Regions from separate parts of the Homo sapiens genome. Here region 2 is linked to region 1. Evidence: read pairs that join two places in POLR2A ChIA-PET (ENCODE). Cell type or tissue: endothelial cell of umbilical vein. All regions are shown on one strand. Links, peaks and the distances in the headings refer to the core of each region. The heading gives the core; the rest is flanking DNA. Region 1 overlaps PHF6 (PHD finger protein 6). Region 2 overlaps PABIR3 (PABIR family member 3).

What was found. ChIA-PET counts read pairs that join two places held together with the same protein. Peaks named below come from ENCODE experiments on the same cell type or tissue, not always from the same donor. Only the 100,000 strongest peaks of a DNase experiment are listed, where the experiment ranks them.
Region 2: POLR2A ChIA-PET joins it to region 1 with 5 read pairs; 1 of 35 experiments calls an interaction of 5 or more read pairs at or near these places.

What each region holds. Positions count from the first base shown.
Region 1 is chrX:134,421,644-134,438,110 of GRCh38, forward strand. It overlaps PHF6 (PHD finger protein 6), which reads left to right. Exons shown (of 11, transcript NM_001015877.2): 10 at 3,558-3,687; 11 at 4,018-7,147. The coding sequence ends at 3,687. Among named protein-coding and RNA genes, the nearest start is that of HPRT1, 30 kb to the right of the region's middle. In endothelial cell of umbilical vein, for the core only: no CTCF peak of the experiment used is centred there; a DNase peak (open chromatin) is centred at 10,478; H3K27ac peaks cover 646 bases.
Region 2 is chrX:134,827,314-134,843,780 of GRCh38, forward strand. It overlaps PABIR3 (PABIR family member 3), which reads left to right. Exons shown (of 11, transcript NM_001388447.1): 4 at 1,913-1,969. Among named protein-coding and RNA genes, the nearest start is that of PABIR3, 28 kb to the left of the region's middle. RefSeq lists a silencer at 4,757-4,971. In endothelial cell of umbilical vein, for the core only: no CTCF peak of the experiment used is centred there; no DNase peak of the experiment used is centred there; H3K27ac peaks cover 969 bases.

The sequences.
Region 1 (16,467 bases), core at 5,660-13,659:
AAAAATACTTAATGTCAACTTTAACTCTGCCATGCAGAGGTAATAATTTTAAATCTTTTGGAATGTTTTCTCTTAGACGTTTATGTGATTATGTGTGTGTATTTATAAAAACAAGATTTTCTGCTGCTCTGCCTATGGGGTAGCCATTCTTTTATTCGTTTGCTTTCTTTAAAAAAAAAAAAAAGATTTTCTTATCTATGCTGTTTTATAATCTCTTTTCCACTTACTAGATCAGAGACATTTTTGTGTGACATTAAACAATTTTACATCTTGTTTTTTGTTTGTTTGTTTGTTTGTTTGTTTTTGAGACAGTCTCACTCTGTTGCCTAGGCTGGAGTGCAATGGTGCGATCACAACCCATTGCAGCCTCAACCTCCCAGGCTCATGTGATCCTCTCACCTCAGCCTCCCAAGTAGCTGGGACCTCAGGGGCACCCCATTATACCCGGCTAATTTTTTTTGTGCAGACGAGATTTCACCATGTTGCCCAGTCTGGTCTCAAATTCCTGGGCTCAAGCGATCCACCCGCCCCAGCCTCCCAAAATGCTGGGATTACAGCATGAGCCATTGTGCCCAGCCTACATCCATTTTAATGATTGCATAATATTCCATCATATAGGTATATCAGTTTATTCTATTGGTTCCTTTTTCAGACATCTAGGTTGTTTTTGCTTTTTAGCTATTAGACAACCATATTTCAGTGACAAAACAAAAATATATGTACTTGGATCCATAATGATTTGAATTGCTCTTTTTCTTTTCTCCCATTGAGATGTGTTTCTGCAATCCATTTGTAATGTGGATTCCAGATAGACACAACTGAGTTCAAATGAGAGCCCATAGGTGGGTAGTTTGGGGAGAGAAGAAGGGACAAATAAGAGGAAATGCAGGGAGGAATATTTCTGAATGAAGTGGCTTCCCTGTCTCCTAACTATGGCTTTTCTTCCTTACCAGCCCTTTCTGGGTCCTGACTGTATTCCTATTCGAAAGACTAGGGAGGGATAGATAATAATTTTTATTTATATTTATCCTGTTTTATTGTCTTTATTGTATTTTTAACTATTTCAATATGGATTTTTTTAAAATGTCAGCCTCCCACCATAAAAAATGGAGTTCTGTGACAGCAGGGACCTTGTTTGACCAGTTGACACCTGTAACCTTAGCACCTAGACTAGTGAAGGCCATATAAGGGCCTATGGGAAATATTCTGCAAGTAAAAAATAATCCCATAAAATAATTAAAAGTTGCTCCAACAACAAAGCACTTGTCCTGTTAGAGGGAACTTCCTATTAAAAAGACGATTTTCAAATGTAAGCAAAAACAGAATAGTATAACAAGTCCTCATATCAGCAGTTAGCAAGTTATTGCCACACTTGCTTTATCTATTGTTTATTTTCCTGAAGTATATTGTTTATTTTCCTGAAGTATATATATTAAAGCAAAATCCCAGATGTCTTGTCATTATATAATTATTATTCCATTATCACACTTTGTAAAATTAACAATTATTTCTTAGCATCATCTTATACCCAATCCATTTTCACATTTGCCCAGTTGTATAAAAAAAATCTCATTTTAGACTTAATTTGTTGAAATCTGGATACATGCAAGGTCCATCCATTGCATTTGATATGTCTCTTAAGTCTAAATACGGACATACTTGTCCCCTTACTTATTGAAGAGCCTCGATAAATTGTCCTAAGTCCCACATTCTAGATTTGTCTCTTTGCCATTTCATGATGCCATTTAACTTGTGTCTCTATCCCTCTCTCCCATTTCTTGTAAACTAGAGGTTGGTTCAGAAGTTTAATTAGATTCAGGTTATATTTTATGGGAAGATTCTTCGTAGGTGCCATTGTGTAGGAATCTCACTCTTGATATTTAAACTCATGATTTAAAAATTTAAAAAGAGGTAGTTCCCAATGTGTAGTATTTGAAGTGTACAGATTCTCCCTAGCTTTTTGAAAGTTATTGAAAATGTTTTAAGACTAAAAAGAGAAATAATGAACAAAACTAGATTAAAGTCAGTTGTTATTGTTGTCCACTGTGTCCTGAACCCCACCCCTGCCTTTTATTCTACTCAAATATTAGACCTAGTTTAGATAATCTATTTGTAACATGTGAATTCCTAGATGATTTTTTTCATCTATTGCTGACCACAAGAGGGCATCCAGTGAACATGTTCTAAGCATTCTTCCATTGTCGTCTTATGTATAATAGACATAAAACTGAGGAATCGCCTTACACTCATAGGTGGGAATTGAACAATGAGAACACTTGGACACAGGGTGGGGAACATCACATACCAGGGCCGGTCGTGGGATGGGGGGACGGGGGAGGGATAGCATTAGGAGATATACCTGATATAAATGATGAGTTAACGGGTGCAGCACACCAACATGGCACATGTATACATATGTAACAAACCTGCACGTTGTGCACATGTACCCTAGAACTTAAAAGTATAATAAAAAAAAAAGAAAAAAAAAACTGAGCTCAAATCAGCCTGCCCTTGTTTGATTGTCCAAATCACCTATATTACGATTTTTATTTAAAACCTAATGAATTTTAAATATACAATCTGTATACCCAAATAAAAGGTTAGAACCAAGCATGATATCAAATTAGCACTCCAGAGATAACTTTCCAGATTTAAAGGGGAAAACCTACCTTTACAATGGAGATAGCTGGTCATCACCACTACTTTAACCAAATGATCAAACATAGTGTCACCCAGTAGCAGGACATTTTGAAATTAGATGCCTCCTGAAATATGCAGGATTACCTACAGAGTGTCTTGACTGAAAAAGAAAAGCTGAACCTGAAGCTAACCAAGCCTTTAGACCTTATTCCCAGTGTATAGGAAATACAGGGCGAGAGAGAACCAAATAAAACAGTACCACAATTAGACAAGTCCAGAATTTGCTACAGTTGACAGACTGTCTGGTCTAATCTCATCCTAAAAAGTCAGTGTTGTGTAAAAACAAGAAGTTGGAAGGACCAGTCTAGATTAAAAGAGACATAGCCAAATGCAGTGCCGGAAAACTGTTGGATGGCTCATGTAGGTATTCCAGTGAAGGCTAGGATGCTAATAATGAAAAACCATTTGAAGAGTTTGAGTAAAATTGTTTCATCAAATGTGAGCAGAAGGCAGCAGTATAGATAGAATATATATTTCCTGAAATGTGATTTTAAATTAAATATATGAAACAAATTTATAGAATTTGATTATTTCATCAATATACCTGAAGGTTGGTATTTTTAAGTTGGCCAAAACTTTGCTTTTAATCTCATTGGGCAAAATGAGGAATTGCCTTATGATAACTGTCATCCTAAACCAGAGATTTTGTTTCAGATGAACTTTTATTATCTCAATAATAGTGTGTTTTCCTATCTGTTAGATAAAAATGGGTCTGTAACTAATTGGGGAGTATTTTTTAAAGTGTGGATGAGGAAACCCATGTTTTAAATGGGCACTAGCCTCATCCACTAATGTTGGCAGGAATGTTCATCAGCAGTGACAAAGCATTTTGAGATTTTTGTCTTTCATCATTGTAGACTATACTGTAAAAATCATAGTGGAAATGATGAGAGAGATGAAGAAGATGAGGAACGAGAGAGTAAAAGCCGAGGAAAAGTAGAAATTGATCAGCAACAACTAACTCAGCAGCAACTTAATGGAAACTAGGTATGAAAGTTAATTATATGGGATCTGTTGTCAGGATACAATACACACTGATATATACATGTTGAAGTAATGGTATGCAGTAAGATTTTTTTTAATCCTATTATGTTTAGTTAAGAGCATGTTACTAAAATGCTGAGGATTTTGTAGGCTTGCATAGTAGTTGTTTTTTAACTAGCTGATTTTGTAACCATAAAAACAAGCTATCTGCTTTATCAATAAGTGTAGTTGTAATGTCAAATCAATAAGATATTCACACTCCTCAATAACATTATATTGATTGTGTTCCCCTCAAGCATCATATTTTACATTTTTTTATCATCTTTTAAACAGGTTCATGGGACAGAGTTAGAAAACTGGGAATGAATAAGACATCCATAACTACTATTCTTTTTTCACTGTTTTCTAAAATCAAAAAGGGTTTGTAACTTTTTACTGCCCAACTCTTAGATCCTTCATTGAACTGCCTAAAAATGTCTTGTTTGTTTTATGAGCCCTCACTAGAAGGCTGAGTTTGACATGTTGATATTACGTAGCTATAGTTTGCAGTTTCTGGGAAGCAATTGAAACACTATTAACCCTGTGTATAGTGTCAACAGTTAAAGCAGACGAAACGAAGTAAGCTATATTTCTGGACTGAACAAAGCTCTGCTGTTTAGAGCATTTAAGTTTGTTTAGTGGATCCATACTCAAAGGAAAGCATAAGCAAATTTTCCTTTACAATGCAAACATGCCACTGGTGGCAGCACATGGTAATTTGTGGATTTTTTTTTCATACTCAAGTAATGGAGGCTAGAAATGAAGAGAACCTTCTTTTTCTCTTGACTTTGACAGCACATGCTAAAAATCTCTTCCAAGAAGTATGCTAAAGCTTTTCATTTGGTTCCTGTTAAAGTTGTTCTCACTGACCAGCATGGACTCAGGCAACTGGTAATGATAAGCTATGAGCTCCAGTGCTTTTGCCAAAATTCTCTTGACAGCACACCTCCTCTCTTTCCATGTTATACAAAGGACTTCTGGCAAAATGATTGAGTCCTTCAAGTTTAAACTAACATTTGGCAACAGCAAATTAAACGTTTTTAAGATGTAAAGAAAGGGTTACCGCTTGCTAAGGACTTCAGACACCATGTCCGAAACCTGTTCCTCTCAAGTGCCCTGTTGTGTGGAACACTTCACATATTGGCGCACAGTACGTAAGGAGGTCTCATGTGCTGTAGGAGTAAAAAAGTCTTTGCATAAAACAGTATTTATTTTTACTTTTGTGACCACTATTTTAGAAACTTTATTTAATATTTTAATGTTTTCAGTCATTGCTTTGGTTATCTATAAAATAGGCTTTTGTGCCCTACTTTTCTTCTTGTAGGGCTTGGTGGTGTTTTATCGATTGTCAGAATTGTTTTTGAAAGCCTAAGAACCCAGCTTTTTAGAAAGGATTTTCACACTGGCATTTCTAGGTAGTGATATTTTCTTCCACTTACCTGCTGAAGCACATTTATGCATTTCTTTATGGCAAAACCAAATAACTTTAGTTGTGGTCTGCCTGATACTACCATAGCACCTCAGTACCAAGGGGAGGGATTTTGACTAGTTGAATTATTAAGCCACCACAATAAAGCAGATTTTTAAATAAGAAATAATAATGTTAACTTGACTGTACATTGAGATATTCTGCAGCTGATAGAGCAGCATTTTAAAAATGTAACAGGTGGAAAATTACACTGTGCTTAATGACTGATTTTTTTTTAAACTGCGAGTCCCTTAAGATCACGTTTGTCAAGTGTGTATTCACACATTTACTTAAATCAAGGGACTCAATGCTTGCTTTTATTTTAACCATCTTTTACTATTTTTAGAAGGAAACTAGCTTTAGTAGTGGGTTGCCCTGTATGTTTTCTCTTTTTGCTCTTAATATGCCATTGGGTTTTTGTGTGTATGTGATTTTCAAAATTCATGACTTGAAGTGCAAGGACAGATCTAGATGTTTGTTTACCAAGCTATGTGACTTCTCCCAAAGGATCTGTACTTTCTTTCCTTACAACAGCTTGAAAATCATTATTTTAAAATCCTTAAATCACTGTGTCTAGATCATTTTTTACATTGTGTGCCATAGACTTACCCATGGGACAACAGAGCTCCTTCATTTTTGGACAACTACTGTAATCATTTTTTTTTTAGGAAAAATGGAAGGTGCCGGGGGTAATCATGGCCAGTCAATAATTATATAAAGGAGTTCAAATACTATAGCTGTCAGTTGATGAATTTGTTATGTAGTAAAATGTATGACTTTGTATGGGTTTCTTCAGCCCTTTTTCTGCCACTAGCAACCAGAATAGCACTTTACCTTTTGGTTGGCTAGATAAGTGGCTGACTACCTGTTTTTCTCACTGTGGTGTGATTGGCTAAACAATCTCGCATTAAAAATTCAAATGTAAATTGAATTCACATGAAAAATCATGTTTGGTTGTAAACCTCCAATGTTTTGATTCTCTAATCATGTTTTCGTCACATGCTGAGTAAAAGTGCCTTACAATGTAAAAATTGTACAGTACTTATGTTCCCAAGTAGCATCATCATCTTCTGGGTAGTAATTACATTGTGGTATTAATATTTAGAAAAATGGACCTCAGCAGTGTATTTACTGTACATCTCTTAAGTCCTTAACTGTAGTTTTAATAAGCATGACATTATTTGATAAGTATATAACATTTACATCATTTCAAAAAATACTGCCGTTACTGTCTTTTATGCATATTTTAGCCTGAAATTTTGAAGCGTCTTTTTTCTTTCTTTTTTCTTTTTTTGTTTTGTTTTTTGTTATTGATATTAAACAGTGTAATCTTTGCAAGCGTATATTGAAGATTATTCTGGAGCATTTATTGCCTTACCAGAAATGTTAGTAGGAAATGTTCTTTAGAGTAGAAAGATAGACTTGAGTTTCTATACTTTTAAGAAGAGCTCTTTGTTCCTGGGGGAGGGGGGCAGGGGGTGAATTTTACTTTCATCTCAAGTTATTAAAAACCCACAACTGAAGTAAATTTTATTTCAAGAATCAGCAGTTTTAGAATTTCAGATAGTACTTGCTCAGAAGTACATGCTACTCAAGATATTAAGAGATAACAAGATCTGTAGATCTGCTATTGAATCAGAATCTGTGTACTTGAACAAATGTGTGAATCTCAAATATCTCAAAGCAAAAGAAAAAGTGTTCTAGAGTGTTGTTGCTTTTTTAAAAAAAGCGCTGAAGTTAGACCAAGGTATACAGTTTTGTTCTAACAGACATTTAGGTTAATTGTAAAGATAAGGAATGCATTATGGGTCAAAAATCAAACATTCCTCTCATGTTATGTATATTTTGTTCCTGTTATATTGGCTTTATTTTCAAAATTGTAGTTTGTAGTATTAGTTTCCTTTTATTGGTATTCTTGCATATACTATTCATTCAATAAATGACTTATGACTTTCATATTTGTTTGTCTTTTTTGTGAAAGTGTATACTGAAGCTTATTTGATAACAGCAATAGTATTGTGTTCCTTTTAGTCTTGCTTTATTTCAGAGTAAAATGCCTTAATAACTTTTCATTAAACAAGTATGGGAGGAAAAAAAGTGTGAATTTGAATTCAGTTCAAAGTTTCACAATATAAAAGTTTTATCATGGAGAGAAACTGCAATCTTGTAAGTACAATCGAACTGCATTACATCTTGGTTTTTTTATTACATGGTTCAGATGCCCATCGTTTAAATCAGATCCTCTGAAACCTAGTTAGAAGGTTATTTTGAAAATAAACCAAAACTCCTAGTACTATTTATCAGATTGGCAATATGGGTGCAGGATTAATATCCTTGTCATAAAGGGATTTTACCTTATATCTTTAAATGTACTCCCATTACCATGGACAGTGTGCTTCTAGTACAGTGCTCATATATTGAGGTTTGTCACATCCAGGGCAGAAATCAAGTTGTAATTAGTAGGATATGCTCATTCCATACACACAATTCCTAACCTGCAGAGTGGGGTAAAAAATCAAGTAACATGTTCTAATTAACTCCGGAACATAGGATAGTGTACTTCACTGCAAATGTTACCTAGTAGTGCCTGGCACATATGTGCCTGTGTGTGTTTAAAATCCATTATTAAGTCTCATTTTAATTGCCACCAATTTTTAAAGTCTCATTTTAATTGCCATAAAAATATGGAGATGGGGAGTTATGTGCTATTCTTTAGCTAATTGAAACTATTTAAGCTGGTTTTTGTTTTTGTTTTTTTTTCCAGCTGCAGTCACCAGCAATTGCTAAGGTTACTCCAAAGGATGGACCTGGTAGAATTTCTTAGGAAAATTCTATGGCCAGCAGATGGCTAGTTTATCTTTTTAAGAGAAAAACCCAATCCCTTTTACATTTACATATTAGACTAAGTCCTCAGTTGTGTAGGCAAAATGGTACTTTATACATCAACCAATGTTACATAATACTGCCTTGTTCAGATAGTGAGGTAACTGAATATTAATGATGTAAAGCAAAAATGTATTTGTGATTTTTATTCAGAAGATGAAAACTATAAAATAACCAATTACTGTACAAGTTAATGGTGGCATTTGGAAAGTGTTACACGATAGCAGACATGCTCTACATACGGTCAGTGTACTGAAGTCAGTCAACCAGACCTGCATCCTCGTCAAAAGACAGCAGATCCGTAAACATCCAAATTATACCTTTGCCTATACCTCTCAGTGGCTGTAAGTGGGTTTTTATGCTGGTTGTGGGGCAGTGGTGAGGAGATAGGGAAAATAAAATGTAGCTGGGCAAAGAGCTAGCTAGCTCTACTGTGTGAACGATAATATTCCAATGAAAACAAGAGTACTGTTTGAGAGGGTAGCCTTTTAAATGGAACCTGAGAAACTAGATATTGAAGACAGTATTAGGAATTGGGAGACAGAAACTATGCTTTTATATGAGACTGGATTTAGAGTTGTTGTTGAGTTTCTATAAAGTAATTGGTACAGAAGGGTAAGTTGTTTCTGAGTGTTTTAAAAATCAGACCTGTTTACAGATTTTGTATTAAAGTAATATATGGTCATAAAAAGGAATGAATTACTGATACATATGCCAGTGTGTATGAGCCTTGAAAACATTATGCTAAGAAGCCAGGCACAGAGGTCACATATTGTATGATTCCATTTATACGAATTGTTCAGAGAGGCAAATCCATAGAGATGGAATACAGATTAATGGCTCCCAGGGACTGCAAACATGGGGGAATGAGAAATGACTTTTATTGGTTATACTGTTTCTTTTTGGGGGTGGTGAAATGTCTGGAATTAGGTACTGGTTGATGGTTGCACGACTTTGTGAATATACTAAAAATCATAAATTATACCCTTTAAAAGAGTGGATTTATTTATTTATTTATTTATTTATTTTTGAGATGGAGTTTCGCTCTTGTTGCCCAGGCTGGAGTGCAATGGCCCGATCTCTCCGCTCACCACAACCTCTGCCTCCCGGGTTCAAGCGATTCTCCTACCTCAGCCTCCCAGGTAGCTGGGATTACAGGCAGCTGGGATTACGTGCCCGGCGAATTTTCTATTTTTTTTAGTAGAGACGGGGGTTTCTCCATGTTGGTCAGGCTGGTCTCGAACTCCCGACCTCAGGTGATCCACCTGCCTCGGCCTCCCAAAGTGCTGGGATTACAGTCGTGAGCCACCACATCCGGCAAGAGTGGATTTTATATTAATTTTATCTCAATTTTTAAAGTGCTATGTAGCCATTTTACAAAATTAAAATACAAAGGTATATAAAGCAAAATGTGAAAACCCCCCCTTCTGTACAAGTCTACTCCCTAGAAGTATTTGATACATATTCTTCTAAATGCTTCTGTACATATATAACATAAACACTTTTTTTACATAAACAGAATCATGCATAACATAAATAGAATCATGCATAAAAAATAGAATATTTTTACCATAAATAGAATCATACATACAGTTCTGCACCTCGTCTTTTTTACTTGAACAACATTACAAGGTGTCAGTACCTCTAGATTTCTCAATTTTTTTTTTTAAATAGCTCCATGGTATTTCAGTATATGGATGAACTGAAATTGTTCTCTCCAGCCTTACATATATCCTTTATGCAAGTAATTTCTTAGGATAAACTTCCAGAAGTAGAACTGCTAAGTCAAGGGTATGTACATTTAAAGTTTTGATAAAAATTGCCAGCCGTCCATTTTTGGCTCACATCTGTAATCCCAGCACTTTGGGAGGCTGAGGCAGGAGGATTGCCCAGGAGTTCAAGACCAGCCTGGGCAACATAGTGAGAACCCCATCTCTACAAAAAAAAAAAAAAAAAAAACCAGAAAAAATAGCCACACGTGGTGGCATGCGCTTGTAGTCCCAGCTGTTCAGGAGGCTGAGGTGGGAGGATCGCTTAAGCCTGGGAAGTCACAGTTGCAGTGAGCCGTGTTGGCTCCACGGCATTCCAGCCTGGGCAACAGAGCAAGACTCTACCTCAAAAAAAAAAAAAAAATTACCCATCCATTCCAGGGATTAAGCTTGCCCACTTCTCCATTCCAGAAGAGTGCTTTTAAGTGTGGTGCCTTTAAGAAAAAACACACACACTCCAGAAAATTCTATGGGGTTTGATTGTATTGTAAAACCCATATAGACTGTATCTGAAAGTGACATATGAATCATCATTGAGAAATGGGGCACTACATTTCATTTGTGAAAAGGCTAAATTGAAAGGTTTATTTCGTATGTATTAACAGCAGTAGCTGGTGAATCACTTCCCTTCCTGCTTTCTGAAAAGTAATAGATTGCTCATCACTGTCTGTTGTTTCCAGATGGACCTGCCCGGTGTCCAGAGTCATATGTAGCTCAGTTCAGGACACCTGAAGGGGCTGTGTACTGTTTTGTTGAAGAACTCCTATGACCTTTATCTGTCATATGATGGTTCTTATTCCCAAAATTATGACTGTGCCTAACAAATGGTCAGTTACATGAAACAAGATGAAGTCATCTGAAGTTTTCACTTCAAGTAGTTGTTTTGTCCTTTTATGAATAAAATCTAAGCCTAATCAGAAAAATTGTCAAGATACTTTCAGCTCATTTGCCAAAAATGAGCTATTATTTTTGTCATTTAGCAATTTCAAGCAACAGTCACCTGCATGTCTGAAAATAAATTGGTAAAAATAACATGGGTACTGAATTATGCTGGTCAGTCAGCATGGAAGTTTTAAAATAAAGAATAAATTGAATGTAGTGAAGGATGAATTAATGCTACATGAAAATTAGTTTTAAAATTCTCAAAATCACATTTGTCGCTAATTAGTATTTATAACATTAGCCAAGCAACAATTTTATTGAAAAAGGTTTGTAACTTAGAACTGTAGCAATCATGGAGACTGCTGTTATTTTTATTTCAGAGGCTAGCCAGACAATTTAACACAAAGGCTTATTTTCAAACGTTCCTGATCCTTAAGCCCAATAGGCTTATGCTCTATATTTAGTATTGATTTAGTATTACCAGGAAGCAATAATTATTTGGACCCTGTTCTCATATGTTCCTGGTTAGAGAGCAAGCACAAAAGATAAGCAGTTTCTGAAAGTTCCAGATCAAAGAGCTGGTATTTTGGCATTATCCTTAAATACAACATTCTTTCTGGACGTCCCTTAGAAGAATTGTTATTAAGCGCTTCAACCTATTCCATGTGCCCAAACAGCTTAGGGCAGCTAGCCAGTGTGCTGGGGATGCAGGGGGGGAAAAAAGCATTAAAGAAAACGTATGTTGCTTAGCAAAGAGGCAGGGTAGGAGAGAAAAACTTTAGGCAGCTTTTACTGTGGTCTTTGGAGCATTTAATAACTGGGGACACACCATTGCATGGAACTTGGAAATGCACCCTACAGTTTATAGGCCACTTCCTAGAAAGATTGATGCAAAACTTCAGTCACAACTTTATTCTTTTTTTCCTTTGATGCCTTCCGGGAAACTCTCTTTCCTTAGTTCCCGTATCTGTACCACCCCTTCAAGACCACTCCTTTTCTGACTCTTCTCCCTACCCCTAACATAAGTGTCACCTGGTTCTGGTCTTTGCCATCTTGGATTATTCTTCCCTATCACCACGATCTGCTTACAGGTGCCACCTGTGTGTTCCACATGATCATCTTCCACTCACTGCAGCTTCAGGCTAAGTCTCAACACTTCTTCTGGACATGTCTACCCAATCTGGTGGCTACCCAAATGTGAGTCCCAAACTAAGTTGTCCTGAGCTGAATTTTATCTATTTGTTAATGACACCATCAGTCAGTAGGGTTACAATTGGTCTACTTGGATTTCCACATCCACTTGCTAAGTTCCACAAAATCTACCACTCTGCCTTTTGGATCCATCCTCTCCATTCTTATTGCTGATAAGCTAGTGTGGTTTCTACTTTTTTTTTTTTTTTTTTTTTTGAGACGGCGTCTCACTCTTGTTGCCGAGGCTGCAGTGCAATGGTGCCATCTCAGCTCACTGCAACCTCCACCTCCCAGGTTCAAACCATTCTCCTCCCTCAGCCTCCCGAGTAGCTGAGATTACAGGCGTGCACCACCACGCCCAGCTAATTTTGTATTTTTAGTCGAGGCAGGATTTCACCATGTTGGCCAGGCTGGTCTCAAACTCCTGACCTCAGGTGATCCACCCGCCTCGGCCTCCCAAAGTGCTGGGATTACAGACGTGAGCCACCGCACCCAGCCGTCCATTAATTACTTCTTGATACTACTGACCTCACCTTTCCACTTCTCTCATTTTACCTCCCCATGCCTAGAATTCACCCCACTCTTATATCTGGGGAAGATGACCTGCTAAAGAAAACCACAACAATGCAGACTGATGCCACCGCAGACATTTGGCATTTGGTCTCAGGTTCTCCACATCAGTCTTCTGTCCTTTTTACCTACTTGTCTTTCCCATTATAGTACCTAGAAACTATTACAAACATAAGCGTGCAGACTCTAGATTTTGGTGGCCCGGATTCAAATTCCATGGAAGCTTGCTTAATTTATTAAGCCTCTCTCCACTTCCATGATCTCATCTTTAAAATGCAGATAGAGGCAAGGCACGGTGGCTCACACATGTAATCGTAGTAATAACTGATTTGGGCAAGAGTCATCAATGGGTGCTAAAAGTAGTGGGTGAAGGCTCGATGAGGAATAGGATACTTACCCCCAAACTAAGCCACAAGTTGTTAATTACAAAGTGGAAAGTAGTAATTTTACAATGGCAAGACACCACTGTAAATGGATAATGAAAGAACATCAACAATAATGGGAAAAAAATGATGCTATTTACCTCCTGCTATGCTGCTCTGAGAACAAATATAATTTCTGTGGTAGTCCTCCAAAAATGCATAACCTGAGTCTGTTCGTGGGGAAGCATCAGACAAACCCAAATTGAGGGACATTCTACAAAACAACTGGCCTATATGCGTCAAAAATGCCAATGTCATGAAAGGCAAAGTCTGGGGAACTCTTCCTGATTCAGGAGACAATTTAATGTGTGATCCTGGACTGTGAAAAAAGTAACTATAAAGGATGGTATTGAAACAGTTGTCAAGATTGGAGTACAGTAGTAACATCAAGGCTAAATTTTCTGATTGTTCTCTGGTGTGTAAAAGAATGTCTTTGTTAGAAAATACACACTGAAATACTCACAGGTCAAGGAGAACAATAGCTCCAATTTACAAACGGTTCTGAAAATATATATATACAGACACATACCGGTAGAGAGACAGAGCGAGAAGGCAAATGATAAAGCAAGTGGGACAAGATTTTTTAAAACTGGTGAATCTGAGCAAAGGGTATTCAGGAATTCTTTGTACTATTGTTGCAACATTTCTGTAAGTTTGACCTTACATCAAAATTTAAAGTTTAAAAAGGAAATAAGGCATAAACAATATTAAAAATAAAACAGAACATTACTATAGATGTAGTAGAGATTTTAAAGATCATGAGGAAAACACTAGAAATAAGAGTGTATCTTTTAGATATACATACTGAAATACTTATTGTAAAGTGGTGGGATAGCTGAGATTTCCTTAAATAATTCAGGGGGCCAGGTGCGGTGGCTCACGCCTGTAATCCCAGCACTTTGGGAGGCTGAGGTGGGCGGATCACTTGAGGTCAGGAGTTTGAGACTAGCCAGGGCAACGTGGTGAAACCCTGTCTCTACTAAAAATACAAAAATTAGCCAGACGTGGTGGTGAGTGCCTGTTATCCCAGCTACTCGGGAGGCAGAGGCAGGAGAATTGCTTGAACCAGGGAGGCGGATGCTGCAACACTGCAACCTGGGCGACAGAGCTCAAAATAATAAATAAATAACTCTAAATAAATAAAATGCAGATAGAAATCATATTTCACTCATAGACTTGTGAGGATTAACGGAGTGAGCATAGACCCAAGACTCTCCCATCCCCCAATACACTGGCCCTTGTACCTGTGTTCCCAAGTCTAGCTTTTCTCCTCTTCTCATATAATTCCCATTTCTCTCCTCATATAATTTTCTTGAAAGTCAAGTTACCACTTGATATCTCCATTTCTCTATTTTTATTATTTGTTCATCAACCCACTGCACTCACTTCTGTCTCCCCACCTTCACTTCTCTCAACTACACAAAAACTGCCCCAGCAAAGTTTACCAATGACTGTTGCGAAAACCAGTAGGTGTTTTTCCAGTTCTTTTTTTTTTTTTTTGAGACAGGGTTTTGCTTTGTCACCCAGGCTGGAGTGCAGTGTACAATCACAGCTCACTGCAGTCTTAACTTCCTGGGCTCAAGCAATCCTCCTGATTCAGCCTCCCAAGTAGCTAGGACTACAGGCATGTATCACCACGCCTAGCCCTTTTTTTTTTCGAGACAGAGTCTCGCTCTTGTCGTCCAGGCTGGAGTGTAATGGTGTGATCTTGGCTCACTGCAACCTCTACGTCCTGGGTTCAAGTGATTCTCCTGCCTCAGCCTCCTGAGTAGCTGGGATTACAGGCGCGTGCCACCACACCTGGCTAATTTTTGTATTTTTAGTAGAGGCGAGGTTTCACCATATTGGCCAGGCTAGTCTTGAACCCCTGACCTTGTGATCCTCCCACCTCAGCCTCCCAAAGTGCTGAGATTACAGGCGTGAGCCACCGCGCCCAGCCTGCTTTTTTTTTTTTTTTTTTTAATTTTTGTAGAGATGAGGTTCTGGTATGTTGCCCAGACTGGTCTCAAACTCTTGAGCTCAAGCAATCCTCTCACCTCAGCCTCCCAAAGTGCTGGGTTTACAGGCATGAGCTACTGCGCCCAGCCAGTTATCTTACATCTTGACTCTACTTGATGTCGCTGACAATCCAAGTGCTGTCGTTTGGTCCTCTGCTAATCTGCTCTTGCAGGTGACCCAAGAATAGAAGTAACACATTTAATAATAAAACCAACGTTGCAAAGTTCACTGGCTGGGACCCTCCCTGAACTATCTACCCACCTGCTTCCCTGCTCGCAGAGATTTAATAGGAATCTACATAAATTCTGCTATTTCCTTGGCAAAGGTAAAATGTCTAGATGAAGGGTGGGGTGAACTATACAGGGAGGTGAAAGGGTAGAAGAGAATTGAGAAAAGTGGGAGGTTGGGGCCAGTAATATCCAGGGGTAATGGAGGTGATTAACCAATTTGCTTATGAAAAATGCCACATGGCAGAGACAACTCAAAGCTCGAGGTGCATTGGGAAACCAAAATGCATTTGTGTACATATGTAGACATATGTAATTCTTGTCTAGTCAAGAAAAGAACAGTTGAAACACATACCTTCTTATGAAACTGTGAAAATCACCAGATGAAAGGTTGTGAGACCAAAATATGGAGAATTTTAGTCAAGATTCCAAGCCCCATATCCAGATGGAGTCAGGCAGCAGACAGCTGAAAAATGGTGCTGCCATTCTTCTCCAGGAGCCCTTTCTGCCACATCCCTCAATGACATCTGCCTTCTACTGCAACATTTCTAGGTACAGAGAGTTCAGCCCATTTCACAATTCTTCAATTCTGCTGTTCAAAAAATCGCCTCCTTATGCCTGTCATCCCAGCACTTTGGGAGGCTGAGGCAGGAGGATCATTTGAGCCCAGGAATTTGAGACCAACATGGGCAACATAGTGAGGCCTCATCTCTACAAAAAATTAAAAAATTAGCCTGGGCAACATGGCAAAACCATGTCTCTACAAGAAATACAAAAATTAGCAAGGCATGGTGGCATGCACCTGCGGCCCCAGCTACTCGGGAGGCTGAGGTGGGAGGATTGTTTAAGCCCAGGAGTGAGGCTGCAGTAAGCTGAGACCATGCCACTGCATTCCAGCCTGGAAAACAAAGTGAGACCCTATCTCAAAAAAAGAAAAAATTAGTCGAGAATGGCAGCACGTGCCTGTAGTCTCATCTACTGGGGAGGCTGAGGCGGGACAATCGCTTAAGCCCAGGAGGTCAAGGCTGCAATAAGCCATGATCACGCCACTGCACTCCAGCCTGGACAACAGAGCAAGACCCTGTCTCAAAAAAAAAAATCAACTTCTTGTAACTTCCACCTGTTGATTCTCCTAGCCCTGCCTTTCAGGAGGCTACACAGGAGCAATGTGAGGTGGAGAAAAATAAGGGTTTTATAGTCTGAAAGACCTGGGTTTGAAAACTAGATTGGCCACTCATAACTGATAACTCTAAGCAAGGTACCATTCCCCTTCTCTCAGCCTCAGCCACCACCCCGTCTGTCAAAATGGGGGTGATATCCCTTAAACGACTGCA
Region 2 (16,467 bases), core at 4,662-12,661, 400 kb after region 1:
CTCCTCTTACTGCCTTTCATGGCCACACTCCATCTATTGGTTTCTACTGGGAACCTTAGCAACCTCTTTTTCAACCTTCTGGTCATTTCTCCAATCTACCTCCTTCTCTTCACTCTCCCTTTTTCATTTAGACCCTCACCATCTGTGACCTGGCCTGTGACCCTGCGTCTAGTCCCTCTTCCATCCACCATCAATGTGTTCTGCATGATGTTGCTAGGGTTACCTTTTTAAAGCAGATATGATCTTGTTTAAACAGCTTTGAGGTTTAAGAACTCAGAGGAATCTATGCTCTGGGTTTCCTATTGTGCTCAAAGGCTAAAGTCCAAAAACTACAATCTGGTTTTAGCCTAATTTCCCTAAATTTGTTTCCTGTTGTACCCTCGCAGGTACTAAGTTTCAGCCACCCTGAACCTTTCTGTTCCCTGAACATTCCTCTCTGCCTGAGTGTTTCCTCTCACTCCTTGAAATGTCCTCCCTCCTCTTCTCTATCTAATGAGTTGCTACTCCTCTATGAAGACTTCCTCAAGACCCACACAGAGTTCTCTGTCCTTTGAACTCTGTCCTTTGAACCCAAATCGTAACTCTGTTCTGCCATTTGGCTGTGACCTAGTTTCTGCTAACTAGACTTAGACTTTGACTTGCTCAAGGACAGGAAAATGTCTTATTTATCTTTCGATCTTCAGAGTCTAGCTCAGTGCTCTCTCTCTCTCTCTCTCTCTCTCTCTCTCTCTCTCTATATATATATATATATATATATGTATATTTGTAAAGGTGGGTGTTTGCCATCTTGCTTAGGCTGGTCTTGAACTCCTGGCCTCAAGTGATCCTCTCAAAGTGCCGGAATAATAGGCATGAGCCTCCCGTGCCTGGCCTCCAGGTCTTTTATTTTTCTTAAAAATCCCAAGTAGCTGGGATCAGAGGCACATGCCACCACGCATGGCTAATTTTTGTATTTTTAGTAGAGATGGGGTTTCACCATGTTGGCCAGGCTGGTCTTGAACTCCTGGCCTCAAGTGATCTGCCTGCCTTGGCCTCCCAAAGTGCTGGGAATACAGGCATGAGCTACCGCGCCCGGCCTCATTCAATATTTTGAATGTACAACTCAATGTGCTCTTAAGATAGAATTTGAAACTAAGATATGGTAAACACATTATCTGGCATTTTAAGAAATAACCACGGTACAGAAAGAGTTTACAGATGAATTCTGAAGGTAATTTTCAAGCCTCATTTTCACACTTAGCTTTAAATCCCTCCATTCTTTCATTCCCCTCTTGTGTGGGTCCTCATAAGCTTTGAGAAAAGACTGAAAAGGAAAAAGTAGCCCCGAAAAAGAGAAAGGACCTAGACAAGAAGTATCTTAGCAACCAAGAGTAAAATGTGCTAAATGACTTGAAAGTGATTACCTTAGAGTCATTTCATATTATGAAAGTTTGGTTTCCCAGCTAGATTCCAGGATATTTGATGTAGTTATTCTGTTTATGATTTTTGGGCAGTATGCTTGGCAAGCTAGCTACTGATTCAATGACTGTTTCAGCTTTTTGTTCTGGGTAATACCTCTACCTAAGCTTTAATGATGGGCTAAAACTGGCAAGAAAAATGAGGCAATTTTAAGATCTAGTGCCTTAGGAAAGAAAAGGTAGAGACAAACAAAATCCTCTATTGATGTTCTGCTCTGTATTTATTATGATAACAGTTATTTTGTTCTGTTTTGGAAAGTGTTGATTTTTGATTAGTATAATTTTCAGTCAAGATCCAGTTGGATCTTTTTTTAACTTTGAACCTAACTGATACTGTTGCTGGCATGCATAAGACACTAAATAAATATTTTAGGTAATTCAACATTGACTTAATGTTGAGATGTAATTAATCACAAACATTAAAGCAAGCTTGACTTCTATATTTTAAATTTCAGTTGTTGCCACCTCCTCCCTTTCATGGTTCCATCAGCCGCCTTCATCAAATCAAACAGGTAAGAAGACTTTCCAAACTGACAGCTGTTCATTTAAAAAAGTAAATTTTATTTTTCTTTGTGAAAATACCTATGTTTCAGTAATTCTAAGTGAGGTCACGTGTAATATTAAGTTTTTATTTCTAGGAATGATTTCTTCAAAAAAAAAACAAAACTAAGAAGCACTTTTTTTGGCTTATTAGCTATTTTAATTAATTAATAATTTCTAGAAATACTGCATACTCTTATACCTTGAGTCTAGCTTCTTTCTTCCAGGGATCTGAAAGTGGAATGCTACACATAAAAATTAATTTTCAGCTTCATAATAACTGTAGTTATTATTTTTTTAACCCTCAGATGAGTTTTTTTGACAGATAAAATGGCCTTCATGCTATTGTTTTGTTCTTAGTGATCTGAGTTCAGGGACACATTGTACCTCACTGGTTTATATTTTGTGCCCATGTGCACGCATGCACGTCTCTGTGTTTGTGTGTTTGTGTTTGTGTATGTGGTTGGGAGGGTGTATGTGGGTGGGTGGGTGTGCACTCATGTGCACATGCATGCTTAATAGCACAAGCATAATACAGAATTCAACCTTTTAATTATCCAAGGATTAGCCACAGAACTCAAAAGATCAAATCACCACTACCCCACAGGTGGTATTTTTTTCTTTGACCCAGCTACAAGCAGACATTTTTTCCCCCAAGAGAGGCTTAACTTATTATTCACTTAGTACTAACAGGTACTTTACATTTGTGGTCTCATTTTATCTTACAACAACTTTATAAGGTCAGAAACTAAAAAGGGGAGAAATTTAGCAATTTACCCAATCTCCAGAGTTGGTGAATGTCAGAGCCAAGATTTGGCCCCAGATTACTGGATTATTTTCCAGCTCCCCTTTCCCTGTTTCAGTGCACAAAGCCCATAATACCATCTTGTAATCCTAGTTATTAGTCCTCCAACTCTTGCTTCTTTTCCCTCTCTCCCTTTCACCCCTGTGGCATGGCTTCCCTAAGGTCAGCTTATCCACTAGCAAGAAAGTATGGTAAAAATGGTTTTTTTCCTTTTTTTTTTTTTTTTTTTTTTTTTGAGACAGAGTTTCGCTCTGTTGCCCAGACTGGAGTGCAGTGGCTCCATCTTGGTTCACTGCAACCTCCACCTCCCAGGTTCAAGCGATTCTCCTGCCTAAGCCTCCCAAGTAGCTGGGATTACAGACGCCTGCCACCACGCCCGGCTAATTTTTGTATTTTTAGTAGAGACGGGGTTTCATCATGTTGTCCAGGCTGGTCTTGAACTCCTGACCTCAGGTGATCTGCCTACCTCGGCCTCCCAAATTGCAGGGATTACAGGCGTGAGCCACCGTGCCAGGCTGTTTTTTTTACTTTTTAGTGGGTAAAACTTGCTTTTACTCCTGTCTTTGTATGTAGCTATTTTAGAAATTCTTAAGGAATGAAACAAGTTCAAAGGAGTAAAGTGACCTCGTGTTTATCTGTGCAATATGTTTCTTTGCTTCTCCTAAATTAAACCAAATATTTGAAAATGGGTTATGTGTTGCTATTTGCTGGTGAAGCTTGATATAAATCCTAATTTACACTGGTTAGGAATATAAGTTTAATGCAGTTTATTTCCATAGTAACATAATATGTATTATAAATATTTAAAAATGAAATATAAGTAGAAAATGAATGAGATGGGAAAAGAGAAAAACATTAATTTTCAATCTGGATACTGATTGAATGGAAAATTAAGACTTATTTTCAGCAGTTTAATGGTCTGATAGATATCTTAAGTTGCATATTTCTTTTTTTTTTTTCTTTGTTTTTGAGATGGAGTCTCACTCTGTCACCCAGGCGGGAGTGCAGTGGTGCTGTCTCAGCTCACTACAACCTCCACCTCCTGGGTTCAAGGGATTCTCCTGCCTCAGCCTCCCAAGTAGCTGAGATCACAGGTGCGTGCCACCACACCCGGCTAATTTTTTTGTATTTTTAGTAGAGATAGGGTTTCACCATGTTGGTCAGGCTGGTTTCGAACTCCTGACCTCAAGTGATCTGCTCACCTCAGCCTCCCAAAGTGCTGGGATTACAGGGGTGAGCCACTGTGCCTGGCATAAGTTGCATATTTCTTTACATGCATTCTTTGACTGACTTCTTTGTCCCTATTAAACTTAACCTTTTAAGTGCAAAACAGAAATGTCTGGTTCTCTCCCCATTACCTTCTGAACTTTCACTTTAACAACATTAATAAGGGCATTGATTTTTCAAAATGGGGGGAATAATATTGGCTATCTCATAGAATCGTTTTGAGGATGAAAAGAATTACAACTGACCCTTCAACAACCTGGGTTTTTAAAAAGTAATTAATTTAATTTTTACAGGTGCCATGGGGTACATGAGATACTTTGATATAGGTATGCAACATGTAATAATCACATCAGGGTAAATGGAGTATCCATCCCTTCAAGCATTTATCCTTTGTGTTACAAACAATTCAATTATCCTTTTAGTTATTTTTAAATGTATAATTAAATTATTATTGACTATAGTCACCCTGTTGTGCTAGCAAATACTGAGTCTTATTTGTTCTTTCTAACTATATTTTTGTACCCATTAACCATCCCACTTCCTCGCCACCCCTCATTTACCCTTCCCAGCCTCTGGTAACCATCCTTCTAATCTCTATCTCCATGAGTTCAAGTGTTTTAATTTTTACCTCCCACAAATAAGCAAGAACATGAGGCTGGGCGCAGTGGCTCACGCCTGTATTCCCGGCACTTTGGGAGGCTGAGGTGGGCAGATCACTTGAGGTCAGGAGTTCGAGACCAGTCTGGCCAACATGGTGAAACCCCGTCTCTACCAAAAATACAAAAATTAGCCGTGCGTGGTGGGTGCCTGTAATCTCAGCTACTCAGGAGGCTGAGGCTAAAGAATCACTTGAACCTGGGAGGCGGAGGTTGCAGTGAGCCGAGATCGCGCCACTGCACTCCAGCCTGGGTGACAGAGAGAGACTCCGTCTCAAAAAAAAGAAAAAAGAAGATAAGTTAGAACATGCGATGTTTGTCTTTCTGTGCCTGGCTTATTTCACTTAACATAATGACCTCCAGTTTCATCCATGTTGCTACAAACGACTGGATCCCTTTTTTTTTTTTTTTTTTTTTTTTTTTGAGACAGTCTTGCTCTATCACCCAGGCTGGAGTACAGTGGCGCCATCTCAGCTCACTGCAACCTCTGCCTCCCAGGTTCAAGTGATTTTCCTGCCTCAGCCTGCTGAGTAGCTAGGTTTATAGGCCCACGCCACCACGACAGGCTAATTTTTGTATTTTTTGTAGAGACAGGGTTTCGCCATGTTGCCCAGGCTGGTCTCGAACTCCTGACCTCAGGTGATCCTGCCTGCCTCAGCCTCCCAAAATTCTGGGATTACAGGCGTGAGCCACCGTGCCCAGCCTGGATCTCATTCTTTTTATGGCTGAATAGTACTCCACTGTTTATATGTATCACATTTTCTTTATCCATTCATCTGTTGATGAACACTTAGGCTGCTTCCAAATCTTAGGTATTGTAAACAGTGCTGCAATAAACATGGGAATGTAGATATCTCTTCTATATGCTGATTTCCTTTTTGGTGGGTGATATACCTTGGAGTGAGATTGCTGGATCATATGGTAACTCTATTTTTCATTTTTTGAGGAACCTCCAAACTTGAACAACATGGATTTGAATGGCGTGTGATGTGAAACCCTCCTATACGTATGGGTGACTTTTTGTATCCTCGGGTTCCAGAAGGCCCACTGTGGACTTGAGGATGTGTGGATTTTGGTATTGCAGTGGGGGGGTGCTGGAACCAATTCCCCACATATACCAAGGGATGACTGTAAGTAATTATGCATAATGCCAAGAGTACTGCATTAAAAAAAATCTTTTTAAATGGAAAATTTAAAACATGGAATATAGAATCTTCATGTACCTAACACCCAGCTTTAACAATTATCCACATTTTGTACATCCTTTTTCATCGATCTGCTTCTCTTTTAGGGGTGGGAGAGAGTGCTTTAAATTTCTGACATATCTTTTTACCCAAGTTTATGGGTATGAGAAGGACTTTTTTTCTCCATAATCACAATGCCATCATTATGCATAACAAATTACCTTATTCCTTAATGTCATCTAAATCCATGTTATATTTTTCCTAATTCTTAAAAATGCATTTTTTAACTGATCCAAACACAATCCAAATATGACATTTAGTTGATATATATCTCTTAGATCTCTTTTATTTAAAACAGCATTTTTATTTTATTTTATTTATGTTCCAGGATACATGGGCAGAATGTGCAGGTTTGTCACATAGGTATACGTGTTCCATGGTGGTTTGCTGCACCTATTGATCTGTCATCTAGGTTCCCTCCCCTCACCACCCACCCCGCAACAGGCCCTGATGTGTGTTGTTCCCCTCCCTGTGTCCATGTGTTCTCATTGTTCAACTCCCACTTAGGAGTGAGGACATGCATTGTTTGGTTTTCCGTTCCTGTGTTAGTTTGCTGAGGATGATGGCTTCCAGCTTCATTCATGTCCCTGCAAAGGACATGATCTCATTCCTTTTTATGACTGCATAGTATTCCATGGTGTATATGTACCAGATTTTCTTTATCCTGTCTATCATTGATGGGCATTCAGGTTGGTTCCATGTCTTTGCTATTGTAAATAGTACTGCAGTAAACATGCGTGTGCATGTGTCTTTATGGTAAAATGAATTATATTCCTTTGGGTATATACTCAGTAATGGGATTTCTGGGTCAAATGATATTTCTGGTTCTAGATCCTTGAGGAATCGCCACACCGTCTTCCACAGTGGTTGAACTAATTTACATTCCCACCAACAATGTAAAAGCGTTCCTATTTCTCCACAGCCTTGCCAGCATCTATTGTTTCTTGAGTTTTTAGTCATCGCCATTCTGACTGGCATGAGATGGTATGTCACTGTGGTTTTGATTTGCATTTCTCTAATGATCAGTGATGTTGAGCTTTTTTTCGTATGTTTGTTGGCCACATAAATGTCTTCTTTTGAGAAGTGTCTGTTCATATCTTTTGCCCACTTTTTGATGGGGTTGTTTGTTTTTTCTTGTTTCAGTTCCTTGTAGATTCTGGATATTAGACCTTTGTCAGATGGGTAGATTGCAAAACTTATCTCCTATGCTGTAGGTTGCCTGTTCACGCTGATGATAATTTCTTTTGCTGTGCAGAAGTTCTTTAGTTTAATTAGATCCTATTTGTCAATTTTTGCTTTTGTTAGAATTGCTTTTGGCATTTTCATCATGAAGTCTTTGCCCATGCCTATGTCCTGAATGGTATTGCCTAGGTTTTCTTCTAGGGTTTTTATGGTTTTGGGTTTTACATTTAAATCTTTAATCCATCTTGAGTTAATTTTTGTATAAAGTATAAGGAAGGGGTCCAGTTTCAGTTTTCTGCATATGGCTAGCCAGTTTTCCCAGCACCATTTATTGAATAGGAAATCCTTTCCCCATTGCTTATTTTTGTCAGGTTTGTTGAAGAGCAGATGGTTGTATATGTGTGGTGTTATTTCTGAGGTCTCTGTTCTGTTCCATTGGTCTATATCTCTGTTTTGGTACCAGCACCATGCTGTAAAACAGCATTTTCTGCCTGTTTTTTGTTCCATGCCTCTTATTTATTGAAGAAACCAGGGAGTCCATTTGTCCTGTAAAATGTCCCACATTCTGATTTTGCTTCCATGTGGTGTTACTATGTTGTTTTATCCTCTATTTCCTGTTAAATAGTTTTTTTAATTTTTATTTATTTATTTATTTAGACGGAGTCTTACTCTGTCGCCCAGGCTGGAGTGCAGTGGCACGATCTCGGCTCACTGCAACGTCTGCCTCCCTGGTTCAAGCGATTCTGTAACCTCAGCCTCCCGAGTAGCTGGGATTACAGGCGCCCACCACCCCACCCAGCTAAATTTTTTTTTTTTTAAGTAGAGAGGGGGTTTCATCATGTTGGCCATGGTAGAGAGGGGGTTTCACCATGTTGGTCTCAAACTCCTGACCTCAGGTGATCCGCCCATCTTGGCCTCTCGAAGTGCTGGGATTACAGGCATGAGCTACCGCGCCTGGCCTCCTGTAAAATAGTATGATGAAATTTGCTTTTAATTTTAAATGAACACACAGCTCCAAGTCAATGTTAGGTTCTGGGCCAATATTTGGTTTATGTTACACCTTTCCTATTAAGCAGGTAATGGACAATTTCTTCTCAACTGTTGTTGTTAGCTGTTTTCTAAGTATTAAAGAGACTGAGACATCAAGCTAGAAGTTAATTTTCTAAACACAGTTATTATTCCTACATAGGAATTATTTTGTGTAATTTTCCTTTCTAATAAAAATTTTATTTTATTTATTTATTTTTCAGACAGGTTCTTGCTGTGTTGCCCAGGCTGGAGTGTAGTGGCATGATCATAGCTCACTGCAGCCTCAACCTTCTGGGCTAAAGTGATCCTCTTGCCTCAGCCTCCCAACTAGCTAGGACTACAGGTGCACACCACTATGCCTGGATAATTTTTTTATTTTATTTAATTAATTTATTTATTTCTGAGACGGAGTCTCGCTCTGTTGCCTAGGCTGGAGTGCAGTGGCATGATCTCGGCTCACTGCAACCTTCGCCTCCCGAGTTCAAGCAATTCTCCTGTCTCAGCCTCCCGAGTAGCTGGGACTACAGGCACCCACCACCACACCTGGCTAACTTTTGTATTTTTAGTAGAGACGGGGTTTCACCATATTGGTCCGACTGGTCTAGAACTCCTGACCTCAGGTGATCCACCCGCCTCGGCATCCCAAAGTGCTGGGATTACAGGCATGAGCCACTACGCCTGGCCATTTTTTTAAATTTTTGGAGAGATGACGTCTCCCTGTGATGCCCAGGCTGGTCCTGAAATCCTGGCCTCAAGTGGTACTCCTGCCTCAGGCTCCCAAAGTACTGGCATTACAGGCATGAGCCACCACGTGTGGCCCCTAATAAAAATTGAGCTTGTATTCCAAAAGATCCGAATGCATTCAGTCTGTAGTTCCCTGTTTCCCAAAGCTCTAAACATAAATTAGTGCCATGCAGAAACAGTTTGTATATTTGCTCAGGCTGCCATTGCAAAGTATCACAAACTGGGCGGCTTAAACAACAGAAATATATTGTTTCACATTTCTTAGGGCTAGAAGTCTGAGATAAAGGTGTCAGTAGGGTTGATTCCTTCTGAGAACTGTGAGGGAGGATCTGCTCCAGGCCTCTGCCCTTGGCTTGTTGATGGCTATCTTCATGTTCACATAGTGTTCTCCGTGTACATGTGTTTGTTTCTAAGTTTCTCCTTTTCATGAAGGACAGCGGTCATATTGGATTAGGGCCCACCCTAATGACCTCATCCTAATCTGCTTGCTTCTGAATATATTCTGTCTCTAAATAAGGTCACATCCTGAGGCACTGGGGATTAGGACTTCAACACAGGAATTTGAGGGGACACAATTCAACCCATAACAGTCTGCTCACAGTTTTTTGTTATATAGCTTTATATTTAATTCCTGATTTGTTAAACAGGATATGAGTCATTGGCACCCAGTAACAACTTAACTTTCTCTGTAGTGTCTTAAGTAAAAATCAATAAGAAGAAATTGAGCTGGGCGTGGTGGTTCGTGCCTGTAATTCCAGTGACTTGAGAGGCCAAAGCAGGAGGATCACTTGAGGCCAGGAGTTCAAGACCAGCCTGGGCAACATAAGAAGACTCCGTCTTTAAAAAAATTTTTTTTTTAATTTGCTGGCCGGGCACGGTGGCTCACGCCTGTAATCCCAGCACTTTGGAAGGCCGAGGCGGGTGGATCACCTGAGGTCAGGAGTTCGAGACCAGCCTGACCAACGTGAAGAAACCCCATCTCTACTAAAAATATAAAAATTAGCCAGACCTGGTGAGGCATGCCTGTAATCCCAGCTACTCGGGAGGCTGAGGCAGGAGAATCGCTTGAACCCGGGAACCAGAGGTTGCAGTGAGCTGAGATTGTACCACTGCACTCACTCCAGCTGGTGTGACAAAGTAAGACTCCTTCTCCAAAAAAAAAAAATTTAAATTTGATTTTAGTTTACAGATTGTTTCATTCTTTCAACAAGCCTTTATTGGGTACTGTGCAGGCACTCAGTAACTAAAATCTTTCAGATGTAGTCTCCTCGGAGAGCAAAAGTTGGTAACTTACAGTTCCCATTTTTACCATGTATCCTGAAAAATGGAAAGCTAACTTTAACATCCAAGTATAACAATTCTCCTTAAACTAGGTTTCTAGTATACTGTACTCTGCTTCTTACAGTTATAATGCATGGCTGTTGACCTTTTATACTTATTTTAATAATCTTATTTTATTATAAACCATCTCAAATCCATTTTGGAAATAGGCAAGACATAAATGAAAAAGAGTCAACACTCTTCTCCTAACAACCTTCAATAGCTGATTTTAGCTAATGCTCCAACTTTCAGTGGGAGGAATATTAAGCAGAATTCTATCTCAGTTTCACAAAACTACCTGCTCTGTACTTGTTGACCGAATGAACTACAAAATACTTTGAGTTTCACACTAGAGGAGACTATCTATATAATATTAAATTGAAGAACTATACTAACAATTACATTTTGCTGAATTTACTGTTATTCCATTGCTTTTAAAAGACTAATTATCTTCTTAAATTACCTTTTCCAATTCCCTCATTTTCTGTACCTCATTGTGTGGTATCAAAATAGTCACAGTTTTAAGACTCAAAGCTCTCGATTTGATACCTCATTGTATGGTATCAAAATAGTCACAGGTTTAAGACTCAAAGCTCTTGATTTTTCTTCAGTTCTTCCTTATTTTTCTACTGTATCCAATTAGGCTTCTAATCCTACTAATTCTTCCTTGACAATATCCTCTTTGTTGTCACTGCTGCTTCCTTCTTCTGTCCCATGGGTCTAGATTACTGAAATAATATCCCAGTAGATTTTCTGTTTCTCCCAGTTTATCCAACTTCCACAATGAAGACCAAGATAAATGTTTTTTTTTTTTGGAACAGAGTCTCGCTCTGTCGCCCAGGCTGGAGTGCAGTGGCGCAATCTCGGCTCACTGCAACCTCTGCCTTCTGGGTTCACGCCATTCTCCTGCCTCAGCCTCCCGTGTAGCTGGGACTACAGGCACCTGCCACCACGCCCAGCTAATTTTAGTAGAGACGGGGTTTCACCGTGTTAGCCAGGATGGTCTCGATCTCCTGACCTCGTGATCCAACCACCTCGGCCTCCCAAAGTGCTGGGATTACAGGCACAAGCCACTGTGCCTGGCCAAATTTTTTTTTTTTAAAAAACATCATTTTCCTCCCTCTCCCTCTCCCCCTCCCCCTCCCCCCTCCCCCCCTCCCCCCTCCCCCTCCCTCTCCCCACGGTCTCCCTCTCCCTCTCTTTCCACAGTCTCCCTCTGATGCCGAGCGGAAGCTGGACTGTACTGCTGCCATCTCGGCTCACTGCAACCTCCCTGCCTGATTCTCCTGCCTCAGCCTGCCGAGTGCCTGCGATTGCAGGCGCGCGCAGCCACACCTGACTGGTTTTCGTATTTTTTTGGTGGAGACGGGGTTTCGCTGTGTTGGCCGGGCTGGTCTCCAGCTCCTAACCGCAAGTGATCTGCCAGCCTCGGCCTCCCGAGGTGCCGGGATTGCAGACGGAGTCTGGTTCACTCAGTGCTCAATGGTGCCCAGGCTGGAGTGCAGTGGCGTGATCTCGGCTCGCTACAACCTCCACCTCCCAGCCGCCTGCCTTGGCCTCCCAAAGTGCCGAGATTGCAGCCTCTGCCCGGCCGCCACCCCGTCTGGGAAGTGAGGAGCATCTCTGCCTGGCCGCCCATCGTCTGGGAGGTGAGGAGCCCCTCTGCCTGGCTGCCCAGTCTGGAAAGTGAGGAGCGTCTCTGCCCGGCCGCCATCCCATCTAGGAAGTGAGGAGCGCCTCTTCCCGGCCGCCATCCCATCTAGGAAGTGAGGAGCGTCTCTGCCCCGCTGCCCCGTCTGGGATGTGAGGAGCGCCTCTGCCCGGCCGCGACCCCGTCTGGGAGGTGAGGAGCATCTCTGCCCGGCCGCCCCGTCTGAGAAGTGAGGAGACCCTCCGCCTGGCAACCGCCCCGTCTGAGAAGTGAGGAGCCCCTCCGCCCAGCAGCCGCCCCGTCTGAGAAGTGAGGAGCCCCTCCGCCCGGCAGCCACACCGTCTGGGAAGTGAGGAGCGTCTCTGCCCGGCAGCCACCCCGTCCGGGAGGGAGGTGGGGGTCAGCCCCCGCCAGGCCAGCCGCCCCATCCGGGAGGTGAGGGGTGCCTCTGCCCAGCCGCCCCTACTGGGAAGTGAGGAGCCCCTCTGCCCGGCCATCCGCCCCATCCAGGAGGGAGGTGGGGGGGTCAGTCCCCCGCCCGGCCAGCCGCCCCGTCCGGGAGGGAGGTGGGGGGGTCAGCCCCCCGCCCGGCCAGCCGCCTCGTCCGGGAGGTGAGGGGCGCCTCTGCCCGGCCGCCCCTACTGGGAAGTGAGGAGCCCCTCTGCCCGGCCAGCCGCCCCGTCTGGGAGGTGTACCCAACAGCTCATTGAGAACGGGCCATGATGACAATGGCGGTTTTGTGGAATAGAAAGGGGGGAAAGGTGGGGAAAAGATTGAGAAATCGGATGGTTGCCGTGTCTGTGTAGAAAGAAGTAGACATGGGAGACTTTTCATTTTGTTCTGTACTAAGAATTCTTCTGCCTTGGGATCCTGTAGATCTGTGACCTTACCCCCAACCCTGTGCTCTCTGAAACATGTGCTGTGTCCACTCAGGGTTAAATGGATTAAGGGCGGTGCAAGATGTGCTTTGTTAAACAGATGCTTGAAGGCAGCGTGCTCGTTAAGAGTCATCACCACTCCCTATTCTCAAGTACCCAGGGACACAAACACTGCGGAAGGCCGCAGGGTCCTCTGCCTAGGAAAACCAGAGACCTTTGTTCACTTGTTTATCTGCTGACCTTCCCTCCACTATTGTCCTGAGACCCTGCCAAATCCCCCTCTGCGAGAAACACGCAAGAATGATCAATAAAAAAAAAAACAAAAAACAAAAACAAAACAAAAAAAACATCATTTTCACTTTCTTCCCCCCATACAAAATGTCACAATGGCTTCCCATTACCTATTGAATAATAATAAAAATAGCTAATATGTGTTAAGCACTGAACTGTTTGCCAGGCAGTGTGATGAGAACTGTACAGCCACCTCATCATCCTCATTCTTATCGTCATCTTCATATGGATGAAGAAACTGACGCTCAGGTGACGTCACCTGCCTAAGTTTGCACAGGTAGTAGGTTATAGAGCTGGGATTTGACTCAGTTCTGTTTGTCTCCAAAGCCGGGGTCCTGACAATGACGTGATTCTGCCCAAATTCTTTAAATTCAAACTGTTTGATTATTTAAGAACCTGTAAAACTGGCCCTGTCTTACCTCTCCTGTTTTCTCTCTCATTACTTTGTAGCACAAACTCAGTTTCAGCCAAGGTAGTCTCACTATCTCCAAATCTGTTGTATTTTTTTCCCTCTCCTAAACTTTTGTTCATATGGGTTCTTCTGCTTGGAATACCCTTCCCTCTACTCACTGCTTGTTCATATTTTATACATCTTTGAAGGACTAGGTCAAATATTTATTTATGTATTTATTTATTTATTGAGACAGGGTCTCATATTGTTGCCAGGCTGGAGTGCAGTGGCACAATTGTGGCTCACTGCAGCTTCAATCTCCCAGGCTCAAAAGATCCTCCCACTTCAGCCTCCTGAGTAGCTAGGTCTACTGACATGTGTACCACATGTGCCCGGCTAATTTTTTTTTTTCTTTTAGTAGAGATGAGGTCTTGTTGTTACCCAGGCTGATCTCGAACTCGTGAGCTCAAGGATTCCTCCTGCCTTGGCTTCCCAAAGTGCTGGGATTACAGGCATAAGCCACTGTGCGTGGCCAAATTTTAATTCTTTCGCACAACTCACACCACTCTTCTATTATGGACTACCCCAAACATGTATTATTTATACTATAGACGAAAATCTTTAAACTCTTTTGATCACACATCACATCAGGAGAAAATGTTTGAGTACATGCCTCCAACATAGGTACACTGCATTTACTTATACATTTTGGACATATACCACTGTGCTATTATGTGAATCATAGAATATATATAAAGTAGAAATATAAAAAAGGATGAGATAAGGATGAAACGATGTTTTTAGAAAATTTAAAAATTTGGCTGGGTGCAGTGGCTCACGCCTGTAATCCCAGCACTTTGGGAAGCAGAGGTGGGTAGATCATCTGAGGTCAAGAGTTTGAGACCAGCTGGCCAACATGGTGAAACCCCATCTCTACTAAAAATGCAAAAATTAACTGGGTGTGGTGGCATGCACCTGTAATTCCAGCTACTCGGGAGTCTGAGGCAGGAGAATCGCTTGAACCTGGGAGGCAGAGGTTGTACTGAGCCGAGATCGTGTCACTGCTCTCCAGCCTGGGCAACAGAGTGAGATTCTGTCACCAAAAAAAAATAAAAATAAAAATAAATAAAAAAATAAAATCCCAGTTACTTAGGAAGCTGAGACATGAGAATCACTTAAACCTGGGAGGCAGAGGTTTCAGTGAGCTGAGATTGCACCACTGCACTCCAGCCTGTGTGACAGAGTGAGATCCTGTCTCAAAAAATATATAAAAGCAACAACAAAAAAACTATCCTAATGGGGGTAAAGTGGCATCTCATTGTGGTTTTGGTTTGCATTTCCATAATGACAAATGATGTTGAGCATCTTTTCATGTGCTTTTTGGTCATTTGTATGTATTCTTTGGAGAAACATTCAGTCTCTTTACTCATATTTTAATTGGGTTGGTTTTTGTTGTCACTGTGTGGTAGGAGTTCTGTATATATTTTGGATATTCATTCCTTTTCAGATATATGATTTGCAGATATCTTCTCCAATTATCCAGTTGTCTTTTCACTCTCTTGATAGTGTCATTTGATGCACAAAAGTTTTTTTAATTTCTCTGGGCGCGGTGGCTCACACCTGTAATCCTAGCACTTTGGGAGGCCGAGGTGGGTGGATCACGAGGTCAGGAGATCGAGACCATCCTGTCTAACATGGTGAAACCCCGTCTCTACTAAAAATACAAAAAATTAGCTGGGCGTGGTGGTGGGCACCTGTAGTCCCAGCTACTCAGGAGGCTGAATCGGGAGAATGGTGTGAACCTGGGAGGTGGAGCTTGCAGTGAGCCGAGATCGCGCCACTGCATTCCAGCCTAGGCAACAGAGCGAGACTCCGTCTCAAAAAAAAGTCCGGGCACAGTGGCTCACGCCTGTAATCCCAGCACTTTGGGAGGCTGAGGCAGGTGGATCACCTGAGGTCAGGAGTTTGAAACCAGCCTGGCCAACACGGTGAAACCCCATCTCTGCTAAACATACAAAAATTAGCTGGGTGTGGTGGCGGGTGCCTGTAATCCCAGCTGCTCAGGAGGCTGAGGCAGGAGAATTGCTTGAATCCGGGAGGCAGAGGTTGCAGTGAGCTGAGATTGCGCCATTGCACTCCAGCCTGGGCAACAGGAGCAAAACTCCGTCTCAAAAAAAAAAAAGCATTAATTTGGCCGGGCGCCATGGCTCACACCTGTAATCCCAGCACTTTGGGAGGCCAAGACGGGCGGATCACAAGGTCAGGAGTTCAAGACCAGCCTGACCAACACGTGAAGCCCCATCTCTACTAAAAATACAAAAATTAGCCGGGCCTGGTGGCATGCGCCTGTAATCCAAGCTACTCAGGAGGCTGAGACAGGAGAATCGCTTGAACCCAGGAGGCAGAGGTTGCAGGAGCCGAGATCACACCATTGCACTCTAGCCTGGCCAACAGAGTGACACGCCATCTCAGAAAAAAAAAAAAGTTTTTTAATTTTGATGAAGACCAGTTTATCTGTTTTTTTTCTCTTGTTGCCTGTGCCTTTGGTATCATATCCAAGAAATCATTGTGAAATCCAGTGTCATGAAGATTTAACCTTATGTTATCTTCTAAGAGATTTAGAGTTTTATCTTTTAAGTTAAAGTCTTTAATTCATTTCGAGTGAATTTCTGCATAGGGTAAAAAAAAAAAAGGGGGTTCAACTTCATTCTTTTGCATGTAGAGCTCCAGTTTTCTAAACATCATTTGTTGAAAAGATTGTCCTTTCCCCATTGAATGGTCCTGGCATCACTGTTGAAAACCATTTGATCATGTATTATGTAAAGGCTTATTTCTTTTTTTTTTTTTTTTTTTTTTTGAGACGGAGTCTCGCTCTGTCGCCCAGGCTAAAGTGCAGTGGCGTGATCTCGGCTCACTGCAAGCTCCGCCTCCCGGGTTCACGCAATTCTCCTGCCTCAGCCTCCCGAGTAGCTGGGACTACATGCCCCTGCCACCACGCCCAACTAATTTTTTGTACTTTTAGTAGAGACGGGGTTTCACCATGTTAGCCAGG